2 separate regions of the Homo sapiens genome follow, and region 1 is linked to region 2. A link is an interaction called in ENCODE POLR2A ChIA-PET data of the cell type or tissue named here. Cell type or tissue: Panc1. All regions are shown on one strand.

Region 1 (2,500 bases), 69 kb before region 2:
TAGTTTTCCAATGAGGACTGCTTTCCTGTCCCTTCGTCTCCTCTTTTTCCTACAGCCTCACACCTACCACTTATTGACTATTTACTTGAGAGGCATCGTAGATTAATGGTTTAAGAACATGGACTCTGGTACCAGACTTATAGGTTGGAATCCTGATGTTACCGCTGACTAGCTGTGGGGCTGGACACATTACTGGGCCTCTCTTGTGCCTCATTCTGTTTGTGTGTGAGCACTATAGAGTAGGTATAGGATAATGTAAACATTAGCTGTTATCAGAATCATTGTCTGCACCAGCTAAGTACATGCCTTACATGCATTGTTAATTCTGTTATTCCTGTTTTACAGATCAAGAAAGGTTTTCTTTTGAAGGTTGAGTTACTTGCCTTAGATCATGTGATCAGCAAGTGGTAGACTATTCTTGGAACTCAGGAGTGTGTGCTGTTGACCCTTGAACAGCTCTGGGGTTAGAGGTGCCAACCCTCATGCAGTCAAAAATTCACATATAACTTTTGACTTCCCAAAGGCTCAACTATGAATAGCTTAATGTTGACTGGAACCCCTACTGATAACATAAACAGTTGATTAACATGCATTTTGTATGTTACATGTATTATATGTACTGTTAATATATGATAGATATTATTCTTACAATAAGCTAGAGAAAAGAAAATGTTATTAAGAAAACCATAAGCAAGAGAAAATATGTTTACTATTCATTAAGTGGAAGTGGGTCATCATAAAGGTCTTCATTCTTTCCATCTTCCTGTGGAGTATACTGGCTGAAGAGGAAGAAGAAGGGTTGGGCTTGCTGTCTCAGGACTGGCAGAGGTGGGAAAGGTGGAGGGAGGGGAAAGGGAGGCAGGAGAGGCAGGCACATTTGCTGTAACTTTTATCAAAAAAAAAAAAAACCTACAATAAGTGGACCCATGCAGTTTTTAAAATCCATGTTGTTGAAGGATCAACTGTATTTTTGAAAGCCCTCACTTAAAATAATAAATATTCATTGATAGCCTTAAAGGGGAAGACATAAGGCAGTTCTTAGCAGAGTATCTGACATAGGGTGAGAACGCAGTCACGGGAGCTGCTGTTCTTATTAAGAAGTACATTAGTCTGCAGTTGCTTGTCTGTTTTCTGTGCCTCTTAGAGGCAGAACGAGAAGAAAAGAGCGCCGGTGAACATGCGACTGTTGCTGGCGGGTAGTAACTGCGGCACTCAGCTGCTCCCTAGCTCAGTTGTCTTCTGAGTGACCTCACCGTCTTCTCTACCACTGACCACTTGATAAGGAAAACGGCCAGCTCCTCACCCTCCTCCCCTTCCCCACCTCTGTTGCCATGGCCAGTCCCCCTCCCCTTCCTTTCATTTCTCTTCCTGACCAGCCACAGCCCTGAGTTTCATCAGGGAGGCTGGTTGGGCTGAGGAGGTGCTTTGGAGCCTCTGTTGGAAAGATTAAAAAAGATGCTGTGGGCTGATGCTCTTCTTCCCAAAGCAGATTGCCGTCTTGTCCACATCCCCCTAGCTTGTTCCCATCTCTCTCTTCATGTCTGCTTGACGTGATGGTCTGACTTGCTGGACAGCGAGGCTGCTGTGGAGTATCCCCCAGGTTTAGAAATAGTACTGTCCATTTCGAGGCCCCATCAGACATCCCCCATGTTTGATGGGGCCTCTAAACGGACAGTACTGTTGTACAGTTTTCTTTGGCACATCCATAGATTATTTTAAGGACTATAAACCTATTAATTACTCCAAAGTAAATCTCAGAGGTTAACCTGGGGCCTTTGATATGTTTAGTGTTTTGAAGGCTCAGTCGAGTGCCAGGTCGATCATTATTGGCAAGTGAACCAGCAAGCATCTGTCTAGCCCACGAAGGAAAAAAGTGAGAGAGTATGCCTTTCTATATATTGCCCAGGGAAATTCATTTTATTTTTAGCTGTTGGCTACTGCAGTGGGACAGGAAAGTCAACTTAGGTGTTTAGAATGAAAAACAGCTTGAAAAAAAGACATTGAGGTTCATTGCACTCTATGACTTGGGTAGATAGATGGAAGGGGGTTGTGAAACGGAGCTATTCTGAATACGTTCAGTGTTTTCATTTAGAGATGCAGAGGTTTTCTCTTTATTTGTATCTTAGTGGACAGTGACAGATGAAAACAGAAAGAGCCACTTCCCTCAAAATACATAGCTGTGCATGAATACACGGGGTGAGCTGTTTTCCACGAGAGGGGATCCTGCTCGGTGCTGAGAGGGTAGAATGGAGGATGCGGGTCCTGCCTTTCAGGCACCCCTGGTGTAACTGAGAACCCTGCCATCCTGAAGTAGGGTAAGGTGCAGAAGAGGTCAAGACAGCCGCACACCACCCTCATCACTCCTCCATGTGTTCATTCCTGGCCCCATGGCCAGATCGGCTGGGAAGGAAACTGCCGCGGTGAGCTCTAATTACTAGAGATGGAGACGCTCAGGTGCAAGCTGCCTAATTACAAAAGCCCAGAACACACATGCTCTCAG
Region 2 (2,500 bases):
TCTCTCAGTTTAATGTCATAAACTCTGTAAGTCAGGAAATTTAACTTTAGAGCAAGCTCAGATTCTTTCTATGGTTCAAAGACCATTTTCTTTGGCAATCATCCTCTCTCTGAGTACCCTTCATGTATTTGAAAACCAATACTAAATTGGCTTTCAGCTGTCTCTTCTCCCCAGGTGGAATAATTTCAGTTCTAGTCACTTGAATTCAGAAGAAAAAGCATGCTAGCAAAATTCAAATCAAGTAAATATAAGCCTTTTTTAGGAAAAAAAAAAAAAAACAGGAACAAAAAGAAATGGGTTTTCTACTGAAAATGTCCAATCTGAAGTTCAGGCTACCTGAAATGAAATTAAAGGTTTTATATTAAATTTTCATTACTGCAGAATTAATCAGTTGCTGTCCATTCCCGTTTTAGTGGGGGCTGGAATTTGCTTTTCCTTGTAGGCCTTGTGGATTTCCTTTGTGAATTTAAAAGCAATTATGTGAGTTGAAGAGATTTAGGGGCTATTGAGAGAAACAAGATTCTTTAGTAAGGATTCCTTACCTTTGCCAAAACCTCAGCTCTATCTGGAACAGAACTTATTAATCTTTTGGAAGAGTTATAGATCCAGTTGAAAATCTGATAAATGCTACGAACCTTTTTCCTAGGAGCATATGTATGTATATCTGCGGGAACGATGCCATACAATTTCATTGAGTCCTTGGGCCTCAGCTTCTAATCTCAAAACCTAAAATAGGATGCGTTTTAATCAGAGATGAAAGTGACACATTTTACATAAAACTCTTAATTGATGACCAGAAAGAAAAAAAGTGAAATATTTCTTTTGTAAAGGGGTAGAGTAAAAGAGATTCCTGTTGAAGTACAGTTCTCTGTGACTTAATTGGAAATTTAATTTAATTTAAATTGAAAATACTTTTTCATTTCTGAAGTATTCCCACCAGAAATCCTTAATATCTAATAGAATTTAATTTTGAATAAGAATTGGCGTTAACTCCTCCTTGCAATGCTGTGAGCATTGTAGAAAAAACCTGGGCAGGCACTAGGAAAATGAGCTCTTCTGGTGGTTCTGCCACTGGCTGGTTGTGGGGACCTGGGTACATCTGTCACCTTCTTGGGCCTTCTTAATTAGGAAATGCTGCTTTCAGAATCTCTTAGTTTCATTTTTTTTGTGTGGGTTTTCTCTTTTTCTTTTTTCTTTTTTTTTTTTTTCATTTTAATCTTCTATTTCCATGGCTGTGCCTTTCCAGAATTAAATGAAATGTTTCTTGATGCAGACTGTTATAATCTAGTAGGGTGGTTTGGCAAAAAAAAAAAAAAAAAAAAGTGGAGGGAAAAGGTAATGAGTGAGATGTTGGCAAAAAGGGCTGTGTCCACAATTGCTCATCAAAGCTCATGTGTTACTCACCCCATCTCAGCTGCTGAGCTCCAAACACTGGTGCAGTAAAATAAAAATGAAAATGCCTCCTGCCTCCTACTGCTTCCTCCTACATACACCTTAAGGAAACAAGATCCAGATTTTCTAAACAATTTTCTTCATTTTACTTTATTTTGATTGGCAAAATGTCATAGGAAATGACTTGTCAGTGTATCAAGTTTACATATGTATTTCCATGACCATACATAGAATGTTGGCACCCATAGATTTGAAATCAGACTTTCTTGCTGTCATCATTAGTATTTCATAAGCAGGTATATCCTTTCCAAGTAAAATTGTTCAGTCTAGATAGTTAGATAATTTTGATAGATTGTTGGGTTTACTCTGCTTTGTATGATAATTCAAAATATCTAATTCTACCCCAATTCATTAGGGTTAAAAATGAGAGGTCAGTGATTCATTGGGTCTGGGTGGATTCCAGCTTCAAGTCAACCGTGTATCCCTCACTTGCCCAATGGCTGTCAAGAGAAAAGACCCAGTGAGCTTTGGTGAAACACAAAATCAAGTTGACCTTGGCCTAACAGTAAGTTAATATGATTACCAGGGTATGAATGCATTCCAGTTCAGCAGGCTTCTAGGATGGCCCACATAATCCTGGTTATTTCAAGTGGAAAATCTTAATATTCCCTTAGTGATTGAGCTACAGGTTTCAGGAAGTCCATTATTAACTACCACTGCCTTGAATTGAAACCTGATGATGTTTTCTTCCTTTCACCATGCCACGGAGCTGCACTGCCATACCTTTCCCAGACCATCATTCACTCTGGTAGAGTTTGTCACACGTGTCACAATTTGGGAAGGCAGTGTGCATTCTCCATGGGCACCAGTGGGTGCACTGGGAGAAGGGACTCCAACAGATCTCATTAATTAGCCTTTTATTTCTGCCATGGATGACAAATGTCAGCTTTTGCATTTGTTTTATACTCAACTGTTGAACTAAATCTCCACACTCAGAAGAGACCCTTCACTGCTGCGGGAACAGTAGTGAAAAATCATTTCCATTTTCCATTGGTCAGAGAGACAAAAGGTTGTCAGATTGGGTAGAGACAGGTTTGAGATAAATGCC

Evidence for each region. ChIA-PET counts read pairs that join two places held together with the same protein. Peaks named below come from ENCODE experiments on the same cell type or tissue, not always from the same donor. Only the 100,000 strongest peaks of a DNase experiment are listed, where the experiment ranks them.
Region 1: POLR2A ChIA-PET joins it to region 2 with 5 read pairs; 2 of 35 experiments call an interaction of 5 or more read pairs at or near these places.

The regions. Positions count from the first base shown.
Region 1 is chr2:100,043,975-100,046,474 of GRCh38, reverse strand. All of the region lies in intron 4 of AFF3 (ALF transcription elongation factor 3), which reads left to right. Among named protein-coding and RNA genes, the nearest start is that of AFF3, 97 kb to the left of the region's middle. In Panc1, no CTCF peak of the experiment used is centred here; no DNase peak of the experiment used is centred here; H3K27me3 peaks cover 410 bases.
Region 2 is chr2:99,974,577-99,977,076 of GRCh38, reverse strand. The region is part of intron 7 of AFF3 (ALF transcription elongation factor 3); the gene reads left to right. Among named protein-coding and RNA genes, the nearest start is that of AFF3, 170 kb to the left of the region's middle. In Panc1, no CTCF peak of the experiment used is centred here; a DNase peak (open chromatin) is centred at 1,466.